Linked DNA regions of Homo sapiens: region 2 is linked to region 1. A link is a loop called in an ENCODE intact Hi-C map of the cell type or tissue named here. Cell type or tissue: heart left ventricle. All regions are shown on one strand. Links, peaks and the distances in the headings refer to the core of each region. The heading gives the core; the rest is flanking DNA.

Evidence for each region. Peaks named below come from ENCODE experiments on the same cell type or tissue, not always from the same donor. Only the 100,000 strongest peaks of a DNase experiment are listed, where the experiment ranks them.
Region 2: it touches region 1 in a loop (2.9-fold over the local background); 51 of 110 quality-filtered maps call a loop at or near these places.

What each region holds. Positions count from the first base shown.
Region 1 is chr21:29,155,998-29,173,361 of GRCh38, reverse strand. MAP3K7CL (MAP3K7 C-terminal like) reads right to left here. Exons shown (of 5, transcript NM_001286620.2): 4 at 13,306-13,421. Among named protein-coding and RNA genes, the nearest start is that of LINC00189, 29 kb to the left of the region's middle. RefSeq lists a silencer at 8,700-8,994. In heart left ventricle, for the core only: a CTCF peak has its summit at 8,833; a DNase peak (open chromatin) is centred at 10,311; H3K27ac peaks cover 1,154 bases.
Region 2 is chr21:29,345,630-29,358,021 of GRCh38, reverse strand. It overlaps BACH1 (BTB domain and CNC homolog 1), which reads right to left. Exons shown (of 5, transcript NM_001186.4): 5 at 11,874-12,392. Among named protein-coding and RNA genes, the nearest start is that of BACH1-IT2, 21 kb to the left of the region's middle. In heart left ventricle, for the core only: a CTCF peak has its summit at 9,326 (motif pointing right); no DNase peak of the experiment used is centred there.

The DNA.
Region 1 (17,364 bases), core at 6,063-11,062:
AAGATCTTGTGCCCTAAAAGGAGGCTAATTAAAAGAAGATCTACATAAAGATGACTTACAAAAAAAGTTTGAGTCAATAATAATGTAGATGTGGAAGTATCTGGAACTTACTTCATGATCATTCACAGAAGTTGTACCCAAATGACCAAAGCTTAGGACACACTGCCACCAGTCTCAGTCCCAAGGCTTCTCCTCCTAGGTTCCCCCTACCCTGAAAAGCTCCTGATGTTTTACAGTTGTGTTCCTAGGAAACAGTTTTGAACCCCTGTTTTAAAGTAGTAATAACATTGCTTTAGCATAAAATACATGCAAATACTATCTTCCTTACATTCTTTCATCACTACAGTTGGCTACATTTCTAAAAGCCTCTCCTCTTCCTTCTTCCACTGATCAGATACTGATCTGACACTACATAATATGAAAAGAAGAAAGGAAAATACATATATTCCTGAAAAGCAATAATATTCAAGTTTATATTGGAAATAAGCCTGTGGCCACTGGGAACAAGGGGCGGGGGGAGGGGGGGGTTGCTCATCAAAACACAACCTGTAATGTTTCAATAATCCAGAGCTAGAAAACAGCCTGACCATCTCATTCAATTAGGTCTCCAAACATGTTTTATTATATAATACTATTGGTTAAAAAAAATTGAACACAAACCCAAACTACTTCTACGTATGTCTGCATATTCATTCATAAATTATATACCTGCCAATATATTACATACATTATAAAGCATACCCAAATATGGATATGTAACAGGATAAGACCGGATGCTAAACCTGGGGGGTGAAAGTCTGATAAGGAACAAAATATTTACATAACCTCAGTGTCTCCTACAAATTACTTAATTGAAAAGGGAAATGTGTGATGAAAACTGGAAGGCCACTTTCACCAAATGACCAAAGTTGACACTGCTAGTCATGAGATAAATAGACATCACATGCACTGTGAAACACACATCATTTCTGTGGTATTCCTGCCAAAAATGTACACTCTATATCTAATCATACAGACCAAATCAAATTCAGGGAAATTCTACAAAATTGTTAACCTGTATCTTTAAAAATGTTAAGAACTCCTCCGTATTTAAAGAAACCAAAAAAAAAAAAAAAAAAAAGAAAATGACAACACAGGCAATGTGCTATTCTGAACTGAAAAAAAAATAGTTTTGAAGAACATTATTGGGAAATTGATGCAATTTGAATATGGACTGTGAATTAAATAATAATAATATATCAATGCTAAATTTCTTGATTTTAATTATTATACCATGGTTAAATGAGAGAATGTTATTGTTTTAGACTATACTTACTGAAGTGTTTAGGGCAATGTGGAGCATGATGACACACATATATGCATACGTATACATACATGTATTTACACACATATATACATACACATATGTATATATGTATATGTGTGTGTATGAGAGAAAGAAAACCCCAGTACTGTCGTGGGAGGAAGAATAAGGCACAACTGGGGAAAGTTTAGTAACTGGTGAATCCAGTAAAGGATATATGGGAGTGTTGTTTTTTTTTTTTTTTTTTTTTTTGAGATGGAGTCTCACTCTGTCACCCAGACTGGAGTGCGGTGGCGTGATGTCGGCTCACTTCAACCTCTGCCTCCTGGGATCAAGCGATTCTCCTGCCTCAGCCTCGCGAGTAGCTGGGACTACAGGTGTGTGCGCCACACTTGGCTAATTTTTGTATTTTTAGTAGAGATGGGGTTTCACCATGTTGACTAAGCTGGTCCTGACCTCAGGTGATCCTCCCGCCTCAGCCTCCCAAAGTGCTGGGATTACAGGCGTGAACCACCACGCCCGGTTGGGAGTTCTCTATACTACTTTTGCAATTTTTCTCTAAGTTTGAAACTATCAAAATGCAGTTATCCTGAAAAAAAGACAAGGAGTAAATAAGGATAAAAGTTCTAGTATTTTCTTCCTGCACCCAATGGCCTGCCTTGGATACCCACTTTGGTGTCCACTGAGCAAAACCAGATGTTAGAAAGTGTCCAAAACTGGAAGATAAGGTACATCACTGATACGCATATAAACAAAGTTCCTTTGGGCTGTTACTGATTTTTGGATCTTCCATGCTGTTTAGAATAGAATAGGCTCACAATAAATACTTACTGAATAAATAATTGAAGAAAAAGGTAGCTCAGAGATACAGTAATTTATGTTTTAAAAATGAGGAAATAGAAACTGAAAGTGCTCCATTTAAAGGAAAAAGTCACACAGCTAATAAGAGTGAGCCAGAAATCAAGCCTATCTTCTGATTAAATGTTTAGAGTTTTGTGTCCCTAAGCATAGCTTAGGTAGTAAATGTCAATAATTAAATATTAATTAGTAAAATTCCTCATGTAATTATTTTTAAACATTAATGAGTAAAGCCTATATAAATTAAAAAAAAAAAAAAAAGAGGCAGGCACAGAGGCTCACACCTGTAATTCCAGCACTTTGAGAGGCCGAGGCGGGCAGATCACTTGAGGTCAGGAGTTTGAGACCAGCCTGGCCAACATGGTGAAACCCTGTATCTACCGAAAATACAAAAATTAGCGAGGCATGGTGGTGTGTGCCTGTAATCCCAGCTACTCGGGAGGCTGAGGCAGGAGAATCGCTGGAACCTGGGAGGTGGAGCTGCAGTGAGCCGAGATCACATCACTGCACTCCTGCCTGGGCGACAGAGTGAGACTCCATTCCAAAAAAAAAGAAAAAAAAAAGAGAAAGAGAGAGAGACATGCTTTAAATCCCCTATGCATCAAACAGATCATCTATTCCTGTTCTATTTTTCTCTTCAAATTACTTGTGTCATATAAATGATTTAGGTGGACTTTACTTTCAAATCACAGTCTGGGAGGTGGTGGTAATGGGGATAACAATGGCTATTTCCCTGGCTCCATATCTAACCTCATGTAAAACTCCTGAAGCTATCTGTCATTAATTTTGATTGTCAGAGATAAAAAATCACAAAATCATAGATTTTTACAATTTGAAAGAATAGTCTAAATTATCTAGTCTGATCTTGCATTGGAGAAAGTCAATAATAATTTCTTCTTTACTGGAACCCAGAAGACTCAGCGGATATGTTTCTAAATTAGTGTCATGTATTTGATAAGTAATTATACAGACATCCAATGAAAACTGTCAAAATGTCTATTGTTTCCTGTCCAGGACCTATTTATATAGACATATTTATGCTCATCCATTAGCAATTCATAATTAAACCTTGGCACATCAAGCTACAAAAACAATCTTATAAATAGATGATCTGAAGAACAAATCAATATGTATTATAGGCTAGAATGTGGTTCTGCCTTTGATTTATTGGTTCTATTTGTATCGTTTCCTTCAGTGTAATGTAATATGGGGGTAGAAGACCACAGTTAGAGAGATCTTATTTCTGCAGTCATGAATCTGTAACATAGCTTTCCACATGACGCCATTCAATAGCCTAAAAGGTCATAACTTTGGAGTCCACCATAGCTCATCTGTTGCCTCCATCCTAAGCCACATGCCTGGAAAGGTTTTTAGTTACTAAACAAATAGGGGAAGGGAAAGTCCAAGTCAATTGGTTAAGAAAACTTTCAAACTTTATGGAAATTAATTCCAAAATTAAGGAGATTCTTTACATTGCAGGAGTTTGAGACATGGATCCATCACTGGAATAAATATTTCTCTGTGCTGAGGAGACCACTACAAGGGATCTTGGCCCTTTCAAAGTTAACTAGGGACTTTTATTTGGGAAAGGCAAAATTCTAGACAGTTTGGCCCCAGTGAGCTAAAGAATTTGGGGAAATAATATAATAAAATACCTTTATCATAGGGAGAATTTTACTTTTAAATAGGGATTTAGACTGTATTGTTGGTGGATCTTGAGAGACTTATGTCTGAGTAAAAGCATTCATACGCAGGACAGAAGGAGTCAATGCCTCAAGATGACAGAAAGGATGTCAAAGTCTACCTTCATTTTATCCAGGTGGAGGAATAATAAATGATACTGAACTGAGATTTCCAATGCTCAGTCTAGACTATGTTGTTGAAGCTGTACAAATGCTTAATGCATGAAGAAATGTACTAATATCTATTGGGAAGCAAAGGGCAACACTGCACCCGTGCAGGAGGAAGTCAGACTTGCTCCAAAGCAGGATTTCTCATCCTTGGTACAACTGACATTGTGGGCCAGGCAATTCTTTGTCGTTGGGCACTGTCTATACATTGGCGTTGTAGGAAGTCTAGCAGCAACCTTGGCCTCACTCACTAGATGTCAATAGCAAACCTACACTCACCAACCAAAAATGTCTCTTAAGTATTGCCAATGTAGGGTGGGGCAGGTGTGGAGAATTTCCTGATTAAGAACCACCACCTAAAGGAAGTGGAGATTCCCACTATCAATCAACCTGACAAGAATTAATCCTGGGACAGGAAGAAAGTGAACAGCAAAAGGTTTCTTCACTCTGCTACCCCAGAGATTGGATTTGAGCCTCTTTCCTCAGCAAGGGAAACCTACTTAAAAGAGCTCTCACTGAGAAGAGTAAATATGCTGTCCCTTTTAACCCACTTAATGCCTGAGGTTGCAATTTTTTGAATTTGAAAAATCAGATCTTGGCAATGACCTTGAGCAGTAGGATATAAATAACTCCCACATTTAGTGTTCCAATAATGGAACACTAGGCATAAATTTAATATAGTTTCGGGCAGACAATTAGGTGTAGAAATACTTGGGAATGAAATTCCCATTAAATGACTGGGCTGCACCTAATTATGTGGTGTAAAATACCCAAATCATTGTGATTGGGGCATTAACAGCTTAAACTCACAGCCTGATGGCATCTGGGATACTGAAATTTCACAAAAACCTAAGTACTAAAATGAAAGAATACCTTTGGCTACATCTCTGTCTCCATAAACAAAGTAAAGAACTGAGGCAGGCCTTTGCTCTTCTACTCATTTGCTCAGCAAGTATTTATTGAAAGTCTGTTACAAGCCAGGCACCGTCTTCTATTCTTGCTAGCCAAGTCAGTCTTGGGAAGTGCATCTCCACAGCTGGAAAATGAACTCAAATCTCATATCTTACCCAGAAGGCATCTTACTCATATCAGACATCATAGGAAAGAGAAGATAGAACTTTTCCCCACATTACTATATATCCTGCAAACACTTGTGGAGAAATGTCTCCATTTACTGTGTATTTATGTTAATGAAAATGTAATTTCTGGAGGCTGAGTAAATATTTAAGAAAAATATCTTAGGTATATAAAAGTGAGGTTTGGTTTTCAGTGTTACCCTGCTGTGGAATCCTTTTGCAAAGAAAGTCATACCCTGAAGGGATGCAAATAAAAGGGATAAAATTGGTCCTTCTCTGCCGGGCGTGGTGGTTCACAACTGTAATCCCAGCACTTTGGGAGGCCAGGTGGGCGGACCACGAGGTCAGGAGATCAAGACCATCCTGGCTAACATGGCGAAACCCCATCTCTACTAAAAATACAAAAAATTAGCTGGGTATGGTGGCGGGCGCCTGTAGTCCCAGCTACGTGGGAGGCTGAAGCAGGAGAATGGCATGAACCGGGGAGATGGAGCTTGCAGTGAGCCGAGATCGCGCCACTGCATTCCAGCCTGGGTGACAGAGCAAGACTCTATCTCAAAAAAAAAAAAAAAAAAAAAAAATTGGTCCTTCTCTGGTTGATCTTGGTACAGTCCCCTGCCTGACACCCTCTCCCTCCCGAATCTGTGAGAGACTCCTCAGAACACAGTTTAAAAGCCTCTCCCTTTGGGAATATCCTAAAGAAATAAATCCTTCTGGTTAAACATAAAAAAAAAAACTTAAAATCTCCTGTTATTAGAAATCTCAGAATAAATATGACTAAAAACAAATCAAAATTGCACTAATTTTAATTTATGCCTTTGCAAATTACATATGCACCCTTTTGCCCCATCCTGATATGTTCCCCTAGATGAGATGTTACTCCCCAATCATCATTTTATACATTTTAAAAAGACATGACAATATAAGTCTCACATTGATTTTGATAGCCTCATATGAAAACCCCTTTCTGATGTTTTGCCTGAACACACTAAAATTATGTAACATTTTTCACCTCAGAAACAAAAAGACAACCAAATTAAAAAATGGGCAAAAGATCTTTGAGATATTTCTCCAAGAAAAGATAGAAATGGCCAATGAAGCACAGGAGAACCTGTGTAACATCATTAGCCATCAGAGAACTGTAAATCAAAACCACAATGACATATTGTTTCACACCCACTACAGATGGCTAGAATCTAAAAGGCACAAGAAGTGTTGGCAAAGATGTGGAAAAATTGGAACCTTGATACACTGCTGGCAAGAATATAAAATGTCAACCCGTTTGAAAACAATCTGGCAGTTCCTCAAAAGGTTACACATTGAGTTATAATATGAGCCAACAATTCTACTGCTAGGAACCTACTCAAGAGAATTGAAAACATAGGTCTACCTCAAAAATTGTACACAAATGTTTATAGCAGCGTTATTCACAATAGCCAAGAAGTGCAAACAACCGATTAAATGTCCATTAGCCTATGAAAGGATAAAATATTATATATTCATACAATGGAATATTATTCAGCAATAAAAAGAATGAAGTACTGATGCATGATACAAAGTGGATGAACCTTAAAAACATTATACTAAGTGAAAAAAGCCAATCACAAAAGATTACATATTATATGATTCCATTTGTATGAAATGTCCAAAATAAGCAAATCCATAGAGACAGAAAGTAGATTATTGGTTGCCAAAGTCCAGAAGTCAAGGGTCAGTGGGGCGTAACTGCCAAAGAGTGCCAGATTTATTTCTGGGGTGAAGGAAATGTGAAGTTGGTGATGGTTGCACAACTCTGTGAATATACTGAAAACCACCGAATTGCAATAGCCAGGGTATAGGATCAACCTACGTGTCCAAGTGTCCATCAGCAGAAGAATAGATTTTTTAATGTGATATATCTATACAATGGAATACTACTCAGCCATTTTAAAAAATGAAATCCTGTCATTTGCAACAACATGGATGAACCTGGAGGACATGATGTTAAATGAAATAAGTGAGGCACAGAAGGACAAAGACCACACAATCACGCTCCTATGTGGAATCTAAAAAAGTTGATCTCATTGATGTAGAGAGTAGAATAGTGATTACCAGAGGTTGGGGAGGGTGGTAGGAAGAGGGGTATGGGGAGGGGTTATTCAGTGAGTACATAGTTACAGTTAGACAGGAGGAATAACTTCTGGTGTTCTCCTGCACAGTAGGGTGACTGTAGTTAACAATGATGTACACTTCAAAATAGCTAAAAGAGAGGATTTTGAATGTTCTCACCACAAAGATATGACAAATGTTTGAGGAGATGAATACGCTAATTACACTGATTTGATCATTACACAATGTGTCCATGTATGAAAACATTACACTAGACCCCATAACTAAGTACAATTACTACATGTCAATTAAAAACAAATAAAACTGGCCAGGCGCATGGCTCATGCCTGTAATCCCAGCACTTTAGCAGCCCGATCACTTGAGGCCAGGAGTTTGAGACCAGCCTGGCCAACATGGTGAAACCCTGACTCTACTAAAAATATAACAATTAGCCCAGAGTGGTGGCACACACCTGTAATCCCAGCTACTCGGGGAGCTGAGGTAGGAGGATCGCTTGAACCTGGGAGGCAGAGGTTGCAGTGAGCCAAGATCGCACTGCTGCACTGCAGCCTGGGAGACTGAGCAAGACTGTCTCAGAAAAATAAAATAAAATAAAATTGTTTATAAAAATATATATAACATGAGGATGCAAAGACATAAGGATAATACAATGGACTTTGGGGACTCGGGAAAGGGTGGGAGAGGAGTGAGGAATAAAAGAATATACATTGTGTACAGTGTACCCTGCTTGGGTGACAGGTGTACCAAAATCTCAGAAATCATCACTAAAGAACTTATTCATGTAACCAAGCACCACCTGTGCCCCAAAAACATATTGAAATTAAAAAATAAAAATTAAAATGAATAAATAAAACATTCTTCAATCTGACTTTTCTAAGAGTCTGTCTATTTTTCTGACATTTCAGTTAATCTTCTAAACACCAAAGTACCCAATACAATATTTCATACCAAAAAAATAAATAAGTGGTTTCTCTACTGGATGAGATAAAATGCTTTATCTGGAACAAAGCAAACTTTACAGTTGATTGTAGCTTAATAATATACTTTTAAAAATTTCTGTCAAACAATTTGGTAATAGATTTCATTTTTTTATTTTATTTTTTCTAAATTTGGTGATAGATTTCAAAAGCCATAAAATGTCTATATCTCATTTCAATGACTTTCATATTACATACACAAAAAGCTAGGTATGTTGTAGAAAAATGCTTATAATATTTACGGAAAAAATCATGTTATACATTCCACGTTACTGTATATGCAATTATATTAAAATGTCTATTCACATGCAAAAGGCCTAGAAAGAATTAGATAAAAATGATAGCAGGAGTTCTTTAAAGATATCAGAATTCTTGGTAATTTTTCAAAGCTTTCAAGAAAGTCCTTCCCACCTTTTTCACACGGAGAAGAAAAAAAAAATCAGTAAAAATATAACAAACCTCTCGTACATCATTGGTCATAAGCCAGAAGCGATTCTTTAAATTGGATTCAGCCAATGCTGAGTTTATAATCCTAGAAAATGTTTGACTCTCTTTCTCCATCCAACAGATATGATTTAAAATAACAGTTTCAGCAACTCTTCTCATCACGCCTCTTAAGACAAATTCTCCCAAACTTGATCCAGGGAGACCTCCTCTGGAGATGAGAGAGAAGTTCAGTTTGGAGTTCAAACCTTAAGCAGTGTCTGAACGACTCCAATAAAGAAAAACTGTCTTTTAAAATACCTTAGTTAGCGTCTCTCTTTGCATCTAGCTTACGCCAGCCAAGCTAGAGGCAACATAATCAGCTACACTTTATGAAATAATGAGAAAGAAATTCTCAACAGAATCATCAAAAAATGGAGAGCTAACTACTTGGGTCAAATTCACTTGGCCCAATATATCTTGCTTGAAAATAAAGACTGTTTGGGAAAAGACATGTTGCAAAATGAATTTCCACTTCAGTAAAGTCTTAATGAAAATAACGATCATTAACAATCCTTGGAAAACCAAGCTCATGTATTTATAAATATAAGATATTACCATATTTCCCAATTTAACAATGTATCCTAGCAGTTTGTTTTTTTTTTTTAAATGGAGTCTCGCACTGTCACCCGGGCTGGAGTGCAATGGTGTGATCTAGGCTCACTGCAACCTCCACCTCCCGAGTTCGAGCAATTTTCCTCCTAGCAGTCCTTTATTGCTGATATTGACTCTGTAATACCAGCACTTTGGGCGGCTGACGTGGAAGGATTGCTGTAGGTCAGGAGTTTGAGACCAGCCTGGGCAACATAGCAAGATGCCATCTCTTTAAAAAAATTTTTTTAATTAACTGGGCATGCTGGCATGCACCTGTCGTCCCAGCTATTCAAGAGGCTGAGGTGGGAGAGTTGCTTGAGCTCAGGGGGTTGAGGCTGCAGTGAGCTATGATTGCATCACTGCACTCCAGCCTGGGTGACAGGGCAAGACTTTGTCTCAAAAAAAAAAAAAAAAAAAAGGAAGAAAGGGGCCTGTTAGGCCAAGAGCTTGGTGTGAACAGGGGCTCAGTGACTGGAGGACCCACCTCCTGCCCCGGGAGAAGTGAGGAGGCCAATGTAGCTGAAGTTGAGGGATGAGATTGGAAGTTCTACAGAGGTTCCAAGGCATCCCCAGGGAGGTCTTGAAATCTATGCCAAGAACTGGCTGTCATTTTCTAGCAACAAGAAACCCTAGGCAGGGAAACTAGTTACAATATTGCATCAACCAAGATCTCAAGTAATAAGTCCCAAGCCCAAATGGTAGAAGTGAGAATGAAGAAAAAGGAACTTGAGACTTTACGAAAAAGAAAATATATATATAATGAAAGAATTTGGCCTTGGCCCTACATCTAGCCAATTATTTAGGGAGACACTTCAAGTACTTTGGGGAAGGAAACAAGATGAGTTCTGCAGAAACACACACAGGCATATAAGTAATTAAGGAGGGGGTCCGGCCCACTTGTATGTGGTCTGGAAGGTTGTATAAAATACCTCCACTAGCCTGCTAGCCATGTTACTTCTAGAAGTTGACTTTTCCTTTTTTTATTTTTTATTTTTATTTTTTTGAGACAGTCTCACTCCGTCACCCAGGCTGGAATGCAGTGGCGTGATCTTGGCTCACTGCAACCTCCGCCTACTGGGTTCAAGCAATTCTCATGACTCAGCCTCTTGAGTAGCTGCGATTACAGGCACGTGCTATCTACCACACCCGACTAATTTTTTTGTATTTTTAGTAGAGACAGGGCTTTGCCATGTTGGCCAGGCTAGTCTCAAACTCCTGACCTCAGGTGATCCGCCTGCCTTTCCTCCCAAAGTGCTGGGATTACAGGTGTGAGCCTCTGCGCCTGGCCCCTTTTTTCATTTTAATATTGTTGTAGTGGTACCCAGAGTTATCATTGCTTTCAATGTAAACAGTAAGGATATGTTTCAAACATTAGATAGGAGTCACTCTCATGTCATTATCCTACCATATCATTTTTTTTTTTTTTTTGAGACAGAGTTTTGCTCTTGTTGCCCAGGCTGGAGTGCAATGGCACGATCTCAGCTCCCTGTAACCTTCACCTCCTGGGTTCAAGCGATTCTCCTGCCTCAGCCTCCCGAGTAGCTGGGATTACATGCGCCCACCACTACACCAGGCTAATTTTTGTATTTTTTAGTAGAGACAGGGTTTTGCCATGTTGGCCAGGCTGGTCTCGAACTCCTGACCTCAGGTGATCTGCCTGCCTCGGCCTCCCAAAGTGCTGAAATTACAGGTGTGAGACACTGCGTCTGGCCCCTACCATATTTTTTTTAATGCAACATAAAAAAAACTTACAGAACATGTAATTTAGGGGATGAGTATTGCATTTCCAAAAAAAAAAAAGCTACACATAAATTTAATTTAAATAACAAAGTCCTCCAGTACCTTCAGTCTGAAGAGTTTATAAATAGAGACATAATTACTGAGGATTTTTCTATCATACCACCACACTTCACACACACACACCAGAAGATACATTTACAGGCTATTCGTCATATAGATCTTCTTTGACTTCAATATGGATCACATGATTAATAATCCTCAATTCCTTCATGAAATTTTTTGTAGGACTCCAACTGTGTGTAATCATGCAATCTGAGTATTCCAAGCAACTTTATCAAAACTCTTAGAACAAAAAGAAAATAGTCAGACATGGAAGAGAAAATTTGTATTTGTGACCTCCTAATAAACATCTTTTAATCCCCTGTAGCCAAAAGTCTAGATACAATTTTATGTTTGAAGCATGGCAAACCAAGCAAGGAAGGAAGGGTTTGTAAGGTACTAACTGAGGTTTTGCAGAAGTCTGGCCCCAAAACCCATACTGTCCACCATCATGCTATACTGTCCGACCACCATTCTGGGAGTCTCAAAAAAATTGTAAGGATTTCACAAACTTCTCAACACAAAATATATTTCATTCGCTTTTTGTAAAAATTAAATTTTGTGTGTGTGTGTATTTTTATTATACCACCACACTTCACATACACACACCAGAAGATACATTTATTCACAGGCTATTGATTATATAAATCTTCCTTTGACTTCAATACTGGTCACATTATTAATAATCTTTAATTCCTTTATGAAATTTCATATCTATATTAATGAAAATAATAATCATTAATAACCCTTGGAAAACCAACCTCATGTATTTATAAATATAAGATATAATCATATTTCCTAATTTAACAATTCATCTTAGCAGCCCTTTATTGCTGATATTGACTCTGTAATACCAGCACTTTGGGAGGCCAAGGTTGGAGGATTGCTTGAGGTCAGAAGTTTGAGACAAGCCTGGGCAAGATAACAAGATCCCATCTGTAAAAAAAAAATTGTTTTTTTTGAGATAGAGTCTCACTCTGTTGCCCAGGCTGAAGTATAGTGGCACGTGATCTCAGCTCACTGCAACCTCTGCCTCCCAGGTTCAAGCGATTCTCCTGCCTCAGCCTCCCGAGTAGCTGGGATTACAGGTGCCCGCCACCACACCCGGCTAATTTTTGTATTTTTAGTAGAGACAGGGTTTCACCATGTTGGCCAGGCTGTTCTCAAATCCTGACCTCAGGTGATCTACCAGCCTCGGCCTCCTAAAGTGCTGGGATTATAGGCGTGGGCCACTGCGCCCGGCCCCCACAAAATATTTTTTAATTAGCTGAGCATGGTAGCATGTTTATTTCTTCTCCCCTTCCTTTTATTAGGGTGACACGTGATATATAAGAAATAAAGAATCACAATATGTTTGTGTTCTGTTTCACACATCAACAATAATTTACTCAGCCTCTAGGTGCCACATATCATACCAGGCTCCAGGAATCTGATGGTGACAACACCTGACTATCAGTGCTTTTATGGCACTTACCACCTAGTAGGAGATGTAATCAAAAGGAGATCTAATCAAAAGATCCTAGTAATCAAGATATCTCGTTAATAAATGGGAAATCCCAACCAGCTAGTACTGTGAAGGAAAGGTGTCTACTCTGAAGCTTTGCAAGTATAAAAGAATGGGATTCACTGGGGTAGGCACTGGCGGAATCAAGTGCAATTAAAAAGAAGGATCCAGAAACAAAAAGTTATGAGTGAGTAAAATCAGAATGCTTTAATTAATAGAACTGTATAATTCCCTATAGCAGAACTGTAATAGTAATAAAAGCTATCAAGATAAAAACTTACCCTACTATAAAATGTAGTCAGTCAACTAAAACGTTTACATTATTTTGAAGAGCTATCCCAGTGGCTTCTTCACGTGATGTGGGAATGCCATCATTTAAGCAGAAATTAAAATTCACACCAAGCCACAGTGCTCTGCAGCCTCTGGGCACATTTACGGAAAACATAGTGTGGTTTTGGGTGGTATTTTGGCATTTTTAATTTCATGAACTAAAATGTCTTATTTAAAAAATTAAGTTTTGAGTAGGAAGCATTCCTGGTATTCCTTTTGCTACTCCATAAAGCACTTAATCTCCAATAGCACCACTTGAATCATTGCTGTAACCCCCTTGCCTCCCTGTCATCCTCACACTCAGCCTGTCCCCTGCCCATTGCCCCTGGTCCTTGCCCAGTAGGCAGTGCTCAGATGTAGAGTGAGGGGGGTAGGTACTTACTTCCTTTGCTCAAGCAGGGTGATTTCCTTTTTGACCTCATGGTATTCTTCTGCTATTTGGCAGTGCTGTTTGAACACCTCCATGGATTCCTCGGAGTCATGACAAGGCGGCAGGGGCTTCACAAACAACAAGAAGAAATTAGTCCATTTCTTTGCATCAGGATAAATTACCAACCATTTTGCTCGCTGATGTTCTTTAAACGAAGGTTTTTTCTTCTTCTTTTTTTTTTTTAACGTGAGAACAGCATTGTCAGTCAACATTCAACAGAGTTCAGCTGATTCTATTTGACTGAAAATAGAGAGGTGGACAGATAGTCTCCACATTCATCTCCCAGTGTCATTCATGGGCATCTCAGGCCTGAGCCAGAGCCCTGAAATCCATTACATGTCAGTTACCTGCCTTGTGATGGAGTAAAAATAAGTCTCCAAAGGATTCTACCGTACTCCCCGGAAATCTTAGACTTTGCTTTAGAGAAGAGCAGTGGTGGGGAAATAGTTCAGTTGTCTGTTTCAATTATCCCTTGCTTTCTGTTTCTGTAGCCAGGAGGTATAATCTCATCTTGCAGAGTAGAGAAGAAAAGCTCTCTTCTGAGAAATGCATTTGGGCTAAAGAAAGATGCTGAGCCAGAAATAATGCTTGCAAGGATTAAGCAACCTGTAAGAAAGGCCGGATCTCCCTCCCCCTAAAAAAAAACCATCCCTATAAGATTCATGTTTCTCTTTTTCTCCCATCCATGAAAGAAGCAAAGGCCAGCGTGGCAAGCCTTTCTGACCGCAACATGGTGAAAACCCTACTTCTAGGAATTATTTTTAAAGAACGAGTTTTCCCCAAGTTTATTTTTCTAATTTCTTGTTTAGCAATGCGTGATTAAAAGTACTACTTTTAGGCCAGGTGGATCACTTGAGGCCAGGCATTCGAGACCAGCCTGGTCAACGTGATGAAAACCCATCTCTACTAAAAATACAAAAATTTGCCAGGCATGGCGGGGCCCACCTGTAGTCCCAGCTACTTAGGAGACTGAAGCAGGAGAATCGCTTGAACCCAGGAGGTGGAGGTTGCAGTGAGCCGAGATCATGCCACTGTACTCCAGCCTGGGTGACAGAGTGAGACTCCATTGCAAAAAAAAAAAAAAAAAAAAAGTACTACTTTTAGGAATACTAGTTAAGAGTTTTTTTTTAAATCACCCTTTTCAATTATATATAGAAAAAAGTAAATAAAATCTGAGAAATATCAGTTTATTGTGAAATAGGCTCTTCAATCTTATCCTTTCTTCACAATGGTCTCTCTCTATATATAAACTATGTATCTGACAAGGTCATATTGTCACTAATTTTATATTAGGAAATTGAGAACTAATGAATTTTTTACTATTTGTTCCTCTCATTATATTCTTCAAGGACACAGATTTCTGTGGGTGTCATATTTATTTCTGTGATCCCTCCCATGATGTAATAGAAATTCAATAAAGTTTACTGTCTGATTGATAGATAAGATGACATTCCCTATGTATCATGAGGCCTCTGAGTAGAGATGTTTAAAGGAAATAAAATTCTAAATAGATTTAGGTCAAATTTACCTTCACGTGGAACATCTGTTATGTCCCAGTTCATGGAAAATCTCATAATAATCATATTAGGTAGCACCTTTCTCTGCTGCCCATGAACACATTCACAGCATAAACTCAGACTGTTGGAACCATCATCCCTTTCTATACGGGATTCAATTGAAAAATAACGCACAGTAGTACTACAGTATAACTCGCCCCATGAGATAAAGCTATTGCCAAAGGAATTCAGAACTCCTGGCTCCTCCAGTCTGTGCCCCAGAAATCGCTACCCACTCATCAATTTTCACCTGTTACACTGGCAACTTACCAGGTATAACAGTAAGGGGAATGAAAGCAATTTATTCTGGGCACCATAGCCAAGCTGTTGAATCATCTGTGCCCTGTTAAAGGATTTGCCTCCTGGAAGGCCCTAAGACTCTACACATCAGATCCTGTCCTTACAAACACCACACAGGCTATACTCAGTTGAAACAAGAGCTCAGTACGTGTAGGTACCTGAACCATGAATTCAGCACAGTTAACTATGTGGCAGCGAAAAAGTTCTAGAACTCTACATAAAGGATTCACAACTTTAAGATAACATAGAGAGCAGCCGTGTAAAGGGAGATATGTCTTTTGCTGCTGTAATTTAAAAGGAAAACTGAAAAGTACATTAATAACTTTCTTAAGAAGGGAGAGGCCTTCCCTGCCTCACCCCCAGCTTACCACCTGTAATGATTTTTACTAAGTGGGAAATGTTGTCATTTGTTCTTTTTTTACTACTGGCACCTCTTAATTGTGGGAAATTCAAGATGTTGTTATCTATAGGTAGAGCGATCATGCCACTAAGCATATGTGATGATAGGTAGTACATATTTCAAGATATCCACACGTGCTTTCAGCAGCATGATCATGCTATCTATACATAATAATATTTTCAAGACTTCCCATCATAAAGAAGGGACAATCAAAAAAGAATAAGCCTAAAATACTTTGTATCCAGTTTTCAGGGAGTACAAAGATTCCAGGGGTCACTTCAGCCTCTGGATCCTAAAAACTAAGCCTTCAACTTGACATAAAACTCAGCACCACTTCAAATGTTCCAAGTTTGTATGAAAACATTAAAGAGCAATATAGATTTCTATTTTTTAAGTAAAGAGGAAGGTTATATTGCATAACCCACCAAAACATTGTAAAATTCTCTCATTTGTTGCCATAGGAAGAGGGAAATAAGGAATTGTTGTTTAATGGGTACAGACTTTCTATTTTGCAAGATGAAAAAGTTCTGGAGATCGGTTGCACAACAATGTGAATATACTTAACACTACCAAACTGTACACTTAGAAATGGTTAAGATGGTAAATTTTACCATATGCGTTTTTACCCATAATAAGAAAAAAATCAATGCAAAAAAAATTATTTCATTAAACCTTTCTGCTGTCTCTAGCCCATCTTCTAAGCAGTGCTACCAGGGTTACCTAGGAGAGGCTGACTCCATTTGTACTCAATCTTTTGCTCTTTCCCAAATTTCTCCCCAGAGAACTTCAAATTTCTCACCCCTTTATAATCTCGAGCCATTCACTGGTAACCCCAAACATTGTTGAGCAAATCAAAGTGCTCTCCGGTCAACGGAATCTACTGTTCTTAGAGGGCAGTTGACATCATTGGCCATTTACCCCAGCCAGGAAACTGATCAAAGAATTTGCTTAAATATATATGGTTCTTGTCCCAGCAGGAATTCTGGTGAATACAAGTATTAAGATATTCAGGTTTTATACCTAATACAAAAAGTGGCACTATAGAATAATGTGATGTGTTGTTCCATGTAGGATGGAATAACTCTCATTGCTTTGTGATATAATGTGTGTATGTATGTTGTATCATCAGGTCCTGACTGAGGGTAATCCTCTCTTACCTTACCTTTTGAGAGGTAATCCCTCAAAATAAGAGACAATATATGGCCAACAGTATTAATCAAACACAAGCTTCTGCCTGAGGAAATCGATTCTTAGAATTCAAGAATCAGGTTTCCAGTTTAAAAATGGAGTGTCAGTACGCTTAAGTAACATGACATGTAAAACACTGGCACTCATGAATTAACTGGCTGTACGTGGGTTTATGTAACACATGCTCAAATTAAAAACTGTAAAATAACTTAAAAGAATACCTGTGGGTAACTAGATGAGAAAACATCTATTAACTTCTTGGAATAAAAGAAACACTATTTCAGTTCTCATTGCTTGATTTTGACTATTCTTGTCAGAGAGATTTTCATAGTTATAAGCCCATGCTGGGAATGGATGTACGATAAATAAACTCTTAATGTTGATAGTTAATTATTTTTCACATCAGGAGGAAAAAAATTCCCTTGTTATTTTCTCCACAATGATGCTACATCCTCCAATTTTGGATACACTTATCCCACCTTCCTGCTTAAAGAATGAAATATTGCACTCCAAAGAAAAGGAATCCAAAGATAGTTGAGTTGATAAATTGAAGAATAAAGATACTGC
Region 2 (12,392 bases), core at 6,622-11,621, 180 kb before region 1:
GGGGTGGACATCAGACCACAGGGACTAGCTCTCAGGGCGTGTGGGGACTAGGTGAGTGGGAGAAGCGGATCACGCTGACTCCACTAGATCCAGTAGGAGTAGCCAAAGCTGGAGTTATTATCTACATGAATATGGGGAACGAGTTACCCATTTGTTGTCCCCTACTTGAGGAGGGAATCAACCCTGAAGTCTGGGCATTGGAAGGAACAAACTCAAGCTCCAGCCTTAAGCCTTCCCACAGGATGAAACTTTTCTTTATGCATCACAGAGAGAGCAAGGATGGCTCTTGGAGTCCTTACTCAGACTCATGGGGCAACCCCACAACCAGTGGCATACCTAAGTAAGGAAATTGATGTAGTAGCGAAAGGCTGGCCTCACTCTTTAAGGGTAGTTGTGGCGGTGGCCATCTTAGTGTCAGAGGCTATCAAAATAATACAAGGAAAGGATCTCACTGTCTGGACTACTCATGATGTAAATGGCATACTAGGTGCCAAAGGAAGTTTATGGCTATCAGACAACCACCTACTCAGATACCAGGCGCTACTCATTGAGGGACTGGTGCTTCAAATATGTACATGCGTGGCCCTCAACCCTGCCACTTTTCTCCCAGAGGATGGGGAACCAATCGAGCGTGACTGCCAACAAATTGTAGTCCAGACTTAGGCCGCCTGACATGATCTCTTAGAAGTCCCCGTAGCTAATCCTCACCTTAACCTATATACCGACGGAAGTTCACTTGTGGAGAATGGGATACGAAGGGCAGGTTATGCCACAGTAACAGTACTTGAAAGTAAGCCTCTTCCCCCAGGGACCAGCGCCCCGTTAGCAGAACTAGTGGCACTGACCCGAGCCTTAGAACTGGGAAAGGGAAGAAGAATAAATGTGTATACAGATAGCAAGTATGCTTATCTAATCCTACATGCCCATGCTGCAATATGGAAAGAAAGGGAGTTACTAACCTCTGGGGGAACGCCCATTAAATATCACAAAGAAACCATGGAGTTATTGCATGCAGTGTAAAAACCCAAGGAGGTGGCAGTCTTACACTGCCAAAGCCATCAAAAGGGGAAGGAGAGGGGAAAACAGCAACATAAGCAGCTGGCAGAGGCAACAGAAAGGAAGAGAGAAAGAAAGAGACAAAGAAGAAGTCAAAGAGAGAGAAAGAGAGAGATAGAAGTAGTAAAGGAAAAACAGTGTACCCTATTCCATTAAAAGCCAGGGTAAATTTAAAACCTATAATTGATAATTGAAGGTCTTCTCTGTAACCCTGTAACACTCCAATATCACCTTGTTGTCAGTGTAAACAAGGGCGTAGCCCGAAAGCACTGAAGCCACTGACAACCCATAGCCTTCCTATCAAAAATCCTTAACCCAGCAGGTTTCCTAACAGGGGATCTAAATCTTAATTAATTACCATACAAAGGTCTGACCAGATCTAGGAGGAACTCCCTTCAGGACAGGATAATATACGGTTCCTCCTCAACTACTAAGGAAAAAAGACACAATGGGTATTCAGTAAGTGATAAGGAAACTCTTGTAGAAGCAGTTAAGAAAATTGCCTAATAATTGGTCTGTTCAAACATGCAGCTGTTTGCACTCAGCCAAACCTTAAAGTACTTACAGTATCAGGAAGGAGCCATCTATACCAATTCTAAGTTAATATGGACTGAATGAGGTTTTATTAATAGCAAAGAAAAATTAAAACCCCAAACTTACAAGGTTTTCAACAAAAGTTTGCTAAAAGTTAACAGTGTAACATGTATTGTACTAACTTCTAATTTTATGGAAATCAGACCCTATCTGTTCCCCTCAAAGCTCAAGTCCGTCAGTGCAGAGCCATACAACTAATACCCTACTTAATAGGGTTAGGAATGGCTACTGCTACAGGAACCGGAATAGCCAGTATATCCACTTCATTATCCTACTACCACACACTCTCACAGGATTTCTCAGATAGTTTGCAAGAAATAACGAAATCTATCCTTACTCTACAATCCCAAATAGACTCTTTGGCAGCAGTGACTCTCCAAAACTGCTGAGGCCTAGACCTCCTCACTGCTGAGAAAGGAGGACTCTGCATCTTCTTAGGGGAAGAGTGTTGTTTTTACACTAATCAGTCAGGGATAGTAAGAGATGCCACCTGGCGCTTACAGGAAAAGGCTTCTGAAATCAGACAACGCCTTTCAAAACTCTTATACCAACCTCTGGAGTTGGGCAACATGGCTTCTCCCCTTTCTAGGTCCTGTGGCAGCCATCTTGCTATTACTCGCCTTCGGACCCTTATTTTTAACCTCCTTGTCAAATCTGTTTCCTCTAGAATCGAGGCCATCAAGCTACAGATGGTCTTACGAATGGAACCCCAAATGAGCTAAACTAACAACTTCTACCGAGGACCCCTGGACCGACCCGCTGGCCCTTTCACTGGCCTAGAGAGTTCCCCTCTGGAAGACACTGCAACTGCAGGGACCCTTCTTTGCCTCTATCCAGCAGGAAGTAGCTAGAGCAGTCATCGCCCAATTCCCAGCAGCAGTTGGGGTGTCCTGTTTAGAGGGGGGATTGAGAGGTGAAGCCAGCTGGCCTTCTGGGTTAGGTGGGGACTTGGAGAACTTTTCTGTCTAGCTAAAGGATTGTAAACACACCAATCAGCACTCTGTGTCTAGCTAAAGGTTTGTAAACGCACCAATCAGCACTCTGTAAAAACGCACCAATCAGCGCTCTGTGTCTAGCTAAGGGTTTGTAAACGCACCAAACAGCCCTCTGTAAAAACGGACCAATCAGCACTCTGTGTCTAGCTAAAGGTTTGTAAACGCACCAATCAGCACTCTGTAAAAACAGACCAATCAGCACTCTGCAAAATGGACCAATCAGTGCTCTGTAAAATGGACCAATCAGCAGGATGTGGCAGAGCCAAATAAGGGAATAAAAGCTGGCCACCCCAGTCAGCAGGGGCAACCCGCTCCGGTCCCCTTCCATGCTGTGGAAGCTTTTTCTTTCACTCTTCACAATAAATCTTGCTGCTGCAAGATCTTGCTTGCTTCTGATCTTCCTTCTCCTCTAGTGTTCCTTATCTCCATTATGAGTTCTTCTTTCCCAGTCATCAGTATTCCTTTGGGGTCTGTCCTGGGCTATCTCCTCTGTTCACCACACACACACTTTTCAGGCAAGCTTTTCCTCTCACATAGCTTCAAAAGTGGACCATATGCCAAAGGCATAAATGTAAAGCTTTGGCCCAAATCTTCCTCCTGAGCAGAAGTCTTACATGTCAACAACCACATGGGCGCCACACAGCATGCCTTGCCTGCAGTACACTCATCACTGAATTTAACACCTGGTTCCACAAACCTGCTCTGACCTCGTGTTCACCATCGCATTGAACAGAAACATCTTCCACTCTGTTGTTCAAGAAAGGAACCTGGGGATCGTCTGTGGTTCTATCTTTTTTACCAGCTCTTCTTCTACCTCAGGACAGTCATCTCTGCCATGTTTCATGAATCTGGCCACTGTTCTGATTTCCCACGAACACATCCCTGGTCCAGTCCACCTAACTTCTTGTCTGACTACAGCCGTGGTTTCTTACTGGTATCTCCCATTCCACTCTTCCCACTCCACAATCCACTCTCCTCACTGCAGCCAAAACAAACTGTGAAACACAGGACTGATCATATCACACCTTTCAAAAGTTTCCCATTGTCCTTAAGATAAATGTCAAACTTTATCATATACCTGAGAAGGTCTGGACTCTTCTCACCCCTCTCCTGACTCACCACATGTCACTCCTCCAACCTGGAGCCCTCATTATCCCCGGCCACACATACATGGCATGCAACCACACCAAACATCTTTCAGCTCTACAAATAAACCATGAGAGGCCCTCTCTCATCCCTCAGCCTTTGCATATGCAATTGCCTTGGCTCAAAACATGCTTCCTCTTCACCCAGCTTCCCGCTCATCTTTTAGAGCTCCATTGGTTGACCATGAGCAATCCCTCAGCTTCTGTACCTGAGGGTAAATCTCAGATTTTCTCTTTCAAAGGCAACCTCCCTCCCTGGCAGAAGCCCTGTTGAATAGGATCCCCTTGGAAATGACCTCAGACGAACAGTCCTCATTTAGGTTCCACATCTGGTGGCTGAAGTCCTATAACTTTTACCCCCACCAGTGCCAATTCTTCTTCTTCCCAAATGCCACTCTATTCTGCTGCCACAGGAGTTTCATCCATCTACTCAAGCAATATTTTTTATGCATAAGGTGCCAGTCCTTTGTGTCTCCCAAACTCTAGGTGACTCATGTCAAGGCTTTTTTAGTGGGCATCTCATAGCCCCCCTCACTAAGATTAAGAAGGTTACAGTCCCAGCACTACCACATTTTCTAACAAAATTCTCTATCTTCTCCAAAAAACTCTTCTTAGTCTTTTCAACCACCTCTGTAGGCTGGAGGTGGGTGGTCAGCTAAGAATTCCAAAAACACTTCTTGGCCAGTTCCTTCTCAAATGCTGCAAAGGAGATGGAGGTGAATTTTGGCAAGTTGGAGGAACAGAGAGGGGACCTCTGACAAAAAGGTACTAAGAAAAGAAGGGGGTTGTGACACGTGGCATGTGGCTAGTGGGTACTGAATTGGATGGTACCATTCTATACAAGACGATGAAAGCTTATTGCGTGCTAGCTGTGTCATGGGGCCTTCTGGTAGACACTCTTCCATACATTGTTTCATTTGATTCTTACTACAACCATACAAGATTGGTTATTTCCTCTATTTTTTACTTACAACTTAGCCAAAAATAATTTGCAATGTGTAACCACTAAAACTCACTTCACCTCCTTCAGTTCTTACATCTTCTCAGTGAGGCCTTCCATTGCCATTTCTTAGAAAACTGTAACCGGCCAGGCACGGTGGCTCTTGCCTGTAATTCCAACACTTTGGGAGGCCAAGGCAGGCAGATCATGAGGTCAGGAGTTCAAGACCAGCCTGGCAAACATAGTGAAACCCCATCTCTACTAAAAATACAAAAATTAGGCTGGACACAGTGGCTCATGCCTGTAATCTCAGCACTTTGGGAGGCTGAGGTGGGTGGATCACCTGAGGTCAGGAGTTCAAGACTGGCCTGGCCAACACGGTGAAACCCCATCTCTACTAAAAAATACAAAAATTAGCCAGGTGTGGTGGCGAGCACCTGTAGTCCCAGCTACTTGGGAGGCTGAGACAGGAGAATTGCTTGAACCTGGAAGGTGGAGGTTGCAGTGAGCTGAGATCATGCCACTGCATTCTAGCCTGGGCAACAGAGCAAGACTCCATCTCAAAAAAAAAAAACAAAAACAACAACAACAACAAAAACAAATATTAGCCAAGTGTGGTGGCACGCACCTGTAGTCCCAGTTACTTGGGAAGCTGAGGCAGGAGAATCACTTGAACCTGGCAGGCAAAGGTTGCAATGAGCTGAGACTCCAGCCTGGGCAACAGAGCAAATTAAAGAAGGCATTCAATGCGGTGAATTGATTTGAATTTTCACGAGGTGTGAGTAGAAGTTTGAGTCAGTCTTACTTTGCTATCGAGGACCAGAAGTCCCAACATGAAAGACATACATATAAGGAAATTCTATCTGAGAGACATTAAGTAATTTTCCTTTGGCTATACTGTGGCTAAGCATCAAAACCAGGCTTCAAAACTAGGTCTAGGCCGGGAGCAGTGGCTCACGCCTGCAATCCCAGCACTTTGGGAGGCCGAGGCGGGCGGATCACTTGAGGTCAGGAGTTCAAGACCAGCCTGGCCAACACGTGAAACCCCGTCTCTACCAAAAATAGAAAAATTAGCCAGGTGTGGTGGTGCACACCTATAATCCTAGCTACTTGGGAGGCTGAGGCAGAAGAATGGCTTGAACCCAGGAGGCAGAGGTTGCTGTGAGCTCTGATCGCGCCACTGCACTCCAGCCTGGGCAAAAAAGTGAGACTCCATCTCAAAAAAAAAAAAAAAGAAAACTAGGTCTGTCTCACTGCAGGTTTATGTTCTTTCTATTCCTCCCCATAGTTCCTGTACTTTCTGAAGGGGCTTGGATTTGTAACTGAGTCATTGCTTAAATTTCTGCAATTCTTTTAGTCCTTAAGTGCATACTTCATACTCAACCTATTTTAAGTATGCTGGCAGCTGTCTGCTCTCCCAGGCCCTAGTAAACACAAGTTCAGGCCATTAAGTGCTTTTACTAGCCAAATTCTCCTACCTTATCTTAGCAGCTATGTGCTCTACTTCTCATTCCTGTGTTAAACTTCATCCTTGATTCCACATTAAGCTTCCCTCCCAGATGTTACTGTTTAGCTGAAACAGAGCTGTCTGAGCAGGTATCCAGAGTTCTCAGAATGGTATGGAACACTTCTTGGCACATCAGATTTTCCACAGAACCCTGAAACAGAACCCCTCAAATATCAGATGTTGAGCATAATAGATGAGGTCTTCTAAAGCCCAGAGTAAACGCTCAAATGAGATGAAAACACAGTGCTTAAAAAACGAGTTCCTTCTTCAGAAAATCTTATTCTTAAGGTTTTAATAGTAGTCCTGTGCCCAGCAGTTAAGGCTATCATTTAAATCAAAGCAAGGAAAACATAAGCATGCTTATTTCACAAAGGAAGATTCTCTGAAATTAATAGCTCAAAACAGAACTACTGTCAGTTTCTGAGGTGGACCAAATAGGTATTACTTTAGAAAGCTTAAGTTATAGTGGATATTTTCATATAGCGTGCTGGGTATTGTTAACAGGATCTCCTGCCAAGAGATTCACATCACATGGGAAACCTGCATATCAAGATGGTATCTGGAAAATTATTTAGGTCCGGTCTCCTGAAAGAAGGAAATTAACTGTTTAGAAAACAGCTGACTTTCGGGACAGTGATTAAGTATAAACTAAGAGTGCAGAATGAAAATGGTGTCTGTTTTAAAGGATGGCTGTTTTAAAATGAAAAGGTAATGTGCTCAATTTTTAAATATTTTCCATGATCTTTGCATTTATACTTTAAGAATAAGATGAGGAAGAGGAAAAAGAAGTGTTTGCAGTTAAACACAAGGTCAGGCTTGGCTTTTAAACCTGAACCTATGTTCCCGCTAGTAGTGGAGTGTGCAGATGAGAGGGCAAGTTCGTGGCTTTCATGGGAGTCTGCTCCTCTTCTGGGGTATCTTTCTCTTTCTCTTCTTGCAAGCTTCTCAAAGCCCCCAGACTCTGCCTCCACGTAATTCCTTTCCACATTCTTCCCTTCACCTTCTACACTCTGACCTTGGAACATGATCTTCCCTCAACCTCTTTGCTCCCCTCATCCCTGCAGAGATGGAGTGCGCTGGCTGATTGATAAATCTGAAAATAACTGGTTGTCCTCTGCCCTGCATGGCCATTCTTCCTCTTGGGATGTGCCCGTCTCCAAATAGCACCACTAGCACTCTACGCCTCCACACCACCATGCTGATTAGCGGAGTATAGGTGGTGCTATGCTGCCCAGAGGAAAATCTCCCTTCATGGAAACCAAGGGTGGAAAAGTTACTTCCCTCTAACAAGAAACAACCTGATAAGGTCAACTTGACTCATTCTGGAGTTTGCACTAGGCTCTCACGCTAAGCTACTCCATTATCAGCAACTGAGGTTTTGTTTTGGTTTCCCATCTACCATTCCTTTATTTTCTCTCTCAAATTCTTCATAGCTCAGGAAAGGAATATGCAATGTTCCTTTGGAAACCCAACATTTGGCAGGGCGGCATTGTATACAGACATTGAAAAATCAAAACCAGAAGAGCAGAGTTTGGGTAGTAAGAGACGCATGTGATTGGGAGTCTTGTGAACCACGGGGTGCAGTAGAGGCCGTGACATTTTACCTTCGATTGTATGTGGAGGTTTGTATTAGGCCAAGTGGGTTTTTACAGGAGTGACGTTGGTCTGGGTAAGAGGTTTTAAAGCAGGCTGTGAGCATATTGAATCTAGAGGATCGTTGTGGCTTGTGGTGTTTTTCCTCAGAGAATGACTTTCTGTGGAGCCCTAACTGGTCTCCTTAGGCCTTTGGAGAGGCTGGTGGGGAGGGGCATCTTAAGTGAAAGGCGCAAGGACTTCAGAAGAGATATGGAGCGCCTCTCATAGTGCAATTCCTTCAGGGACTCAGGAGTTTAACTGGCTCAATGCCAAGAGTCTAAGTGGCTCAGCATTAATGAGACACTCACAAGATTATCACAGCATTTGCACCACCTGTTTTGAAATCAAGCCAATCCCCAGCCAAGACAGCAGCTGTCCAAGAAAAATTATATTCTTAGAACACGGTACCTGGTGCACCCAAAGGCTGTGGAAGGTACTCAGTGGTAACTGAGGCAAGGAAAGTCAATGGGGAAAATCCTTACATTAGCTTCCCCCTGATGCCTGTCAGTCAACACCCACTTTCTGGAATGTACTACCCATGATCTTAAACCCAACTGGCAGAAATTCCCTCCACACCTCTCACGGACTGCAAGAGGCCCTAGAAAGTGGGTGCAACATGGAATAAATTAAATGTGGGCAGCAGCCGCCGGTGGGCCCCTCTCCATCAACAGCAACATAGCAGTTTCACAGGGAAAGGCCCAGCGCCCACAGGTGCTTGGCAGGGCAGGTGGCCTCAAGATGCCACTGCTGCAGTTTCCAGGGGAAAAGCAGACTTCACAGGCCTTTTAGGTGTAGCTGGGAAAAATAATAGGTACTGATTTTCACCGATTTTCAAGGCAGCTGGGTTCCAACGTACTACAGAGTGCTTGTAAGGTTCTAGCTTCTAACTGGTAGCGCCAGGCCACTGTGGCCCTTGCTGTATCAGCCACCCCAAATTCCATTCTGCATTCAGGCACAAGGAGGGAACCATGAAGGGACCTTGGATCCATGTGGTTCATCTGTAGTTGATTCTGGACTGCTTAAATCTATGTAAAGATAGATTTTTTTTTTTTTTTTGAGACGGAGTCTCACTCTGTCGCCCAGGCTGGATAGCAGTGGCGCTATCTCGGCTCACTGCAAGCTCCGCCTCCTGGGTTCACGCCATTCTCCTGCCTCAGTCTCCTGAGTAGCTGGGACTACAGGCACCTGCCACCACGCCCGGCTAATTTTTTGTATTTTTAGTAGAGATGGGGTTTCATCGTGTTAGCCAGGATGGTCTCAATCTCCTGACCTCGTGATCCGCCCACCTCAGCCTCCCAAAGTGCTGGGATTACAGGCGTGAGCCACCCTGCCGGGCCGTAAAGATAGATTTAAGACGCCTCCTCCATCCCTAGGAGGCAACTTTCTTAGGCCTAAACATGCATTCTGGCTCAGGCCTGAAAACGCCTGTATACAGGGATGTTGGCTCAGAGCCCCTAGAGGGAGCCCTCACTCAACAGTCCAGGTACCAGAAACAGCTTGTTGGAAGGGGAAATGTAAATTAAGGTGTCATGCAATGGTGGTCTTTCCCCCAGGAATGATCAGTGTATACGGCCAAAATTAAGCCCTTTTTGAGCGTCCTTCCAATAGAAATTAGGATCACGAGTTGTGAGTTACAGAACACTGGGGCATCTTTGGGGAACTGAAACCAAGATTTTTTTTTTTTCCAGATACTATTGAGGTTCTACTATGGTCTCTGGCAGCACTAGGTACTGAGCTGTGGGAGCAGTGTTGTATGGGATGACTGCTTTAGTACCTGGGAATTAGCTTGTTTCGAAACAAGGGTGGTTGTGGGGCCAAGGCTATGATAATTTTGTGGTTAACTCTTCTGACTCTAAAGTGAGCACATCAGAGACTCAGCCTCAAACCTAGTTCCTTCTGGAGCACGGTAGGAACAACCACTCTCTTAAAGACAACTCCAGCTACAGCCTCTTGAAAGAATCTCAACTGGACCTAGGCATCAAAAACTCCTCTGGCCAAGGCTGATCTGAATGAGAAATCTGGCAGGATAGTCTTGGGATTTATTTTTCTTAAAGTTTTGTACTTCGAACTCAGGTGGACAAAATAATTTGATTTGCTTTAGTTCCTTTAGACTTTAATGCCTTTAGATTTTTTTTAATCCAAAGGGACTTAATCTTTGAATTTTTTTCTCTAAAAGTTGAATAATAAAAGTTAAACTTCCATTCAAATTTGGATATCATTATGTTGCTAGCATTTTATTCCTGGACTTTCATGCATTTTCTTATGGGAATGTTATGTTGGGATCTAATCTCAATGCAGAACATCTGATATGCTACATGCTACACGGGACGATGAGGTAGGAGAGAATTAGGGATGAGAAAAATGTTCAGTCTTTGGTACAGAGTAGCCTTTGAATTCATTTACTTACTAGTACACTGCTGGATCCAGAGCCTTCTGAGACCAAATGTTCACTGACAGCCCAAGCCAGTCACACCTGCAAAGGCTGGTGTTGGGAAGTGGCCTCAAAGGTGAGAGGAGGTCTGCCCTCTGGAACAGATGCTCTCCTCCTCCAGGCCATCAGTCACAGCCCTGGTTGAGCAATGGGCCAATGTTTCAAGAGAACTTAAACTGGGGAGCATGAAAGGGGAACACTCTTCCCTAAGACTTCCCTAGTTTAAATCTCCAGGGCAAGAAACACCCTCTGGCCTTTGTACTTCCACTTTGTACTTTGTCCTGGCCCTGATGTAGTAGTCCCTGATTCTAATGAGTAAATTTTTAGCGTCATTAAGTCTACTTGGCTCGGCCCACCCCTTACTTGTGGAATTTGCTCCCTGTTTACATTTTTCTGCTCCTCTAAGAGCTCTGCCCCTTTTGGGGTCGTCCAAGGTGACCGGTGGATGGATTAAGTCTGCCTAATTCCAGAATGCACTTTTAGCAGGTTCACTGGGCTAAACAGCTAGAAAGCCATGGTTCCAAGCTGGGTTCCATCAGCGATATGGACTTCACCTACTTTTTATTTCTCAAATGGTTCAAAACTCTGGCCAGGGAAAGGGTGCTATTTTTGGCCTTCCTCTAAACCCTCAATACCTACTACCTATACTTCTGTTGCTCTTAAAGCCCTTACAGTCTAACCTCAGACCTTCGATAACTTAAGTCAATCTGGGTAGGGCAAGATGCTGGGACACCCACTGGTGAACACTCAAGTGGGGGCCTTCCTCCTTCTCCCTCTCACTGTGACAACCTCCTTCTGTTCCTTTAACACGCCAGGCTTATTTGTGCCAAGTGGCCTCCTCTCCCCAGAGACCATCTTCTCCCGATTCAGACTACAATCTTTCAAAGCTTGGTGAAATCCCACGTTTCTCACCCTGTCTCCTTTGAACTCTTGCAGCCACCACACTATCTCACACAACTGAGCACTTTCTTACAAGTCATCTTGATTCCATCGTTGGTCTAGTCAGGGTTTCTCAATGTCAGCCAGATCGATACCCTGGGTGGGTAATTGTTGTGAGGGCTGTCCTGGCCTCTGCCCCTAGAAGCCATATCCTATACCCTGCCCCCGAGATTTGTGTCTCTGGGAACTGCCAAGTGTCCCCTAGGCAAGCAAAATCATCCCCAGCTGAGAATCACTATGATTAGACCAGAAGACTTTGCCCTGGATGGCCAATACCGCTGAGCAGCTGCCCAAAGCTTGGTCAGAAGGGCCTGGTTGGAAATTGAATAGGATACAAAGAGCTGACTCGGCAGATAAGTTTTTAAAACTTAATGACTGATAGAGATAATACCCCTTAAGAGTCCCTATACTTCTCTATCCAAACTAACATTAAGTAAAATCAGAAGCAAAGCTAAAATCTGTGCTTCCTAAAACACCTGAATGCTGGAATTTTTTTTTTTTTGAGGCATGATTATCATCAACTAAGGAAAGATTCTCTCCTACAAATTCAGATATACTAATTACCGATCAAAAGACTAAACTGAGTAAATCCACATGAAGTGAGAAAATGAAAATGGAATGTACAATTCTATTCAATTAGAAGCAATTTTAGAGAATTTTATTTAACTGTCAACTTATCACCAACATCTAACATTTTTTAGTTCAGGTACATTTGGGTAAGAACATTAGGGAGAAATGTAAATTAAATACTATGAAACTATGCTTTTAATGAAACATGGTCTCAGTAAAATATGGACACAAAAGTTTAGTGGTTTTATTGCATTGTTAGAAAATTATATTATGAAAGATATAAAAAAATCAATGTTTTTCTGCTTCTTTTATAATCAGTATGCCATCTTCTACCATTATGGCTTTAATTTTCATTCTACCCAACAAGTTTCAAAGAATAGTTTATTACATGCCTTAATAAAACATTTAAAATATTTACAGATTCAAAATAGATGTTTTATAACTGAAAAAAGTTCACCTGAGAATTCACCGTAACATTGCCATTTTTTTCCCAAGTTGTTAATGTGACTGAGTGTCCACATGCAACCTGTATCGTCTACTGCATCTAACATACTTATTTCCTTATTTAAAATTAGTTAAG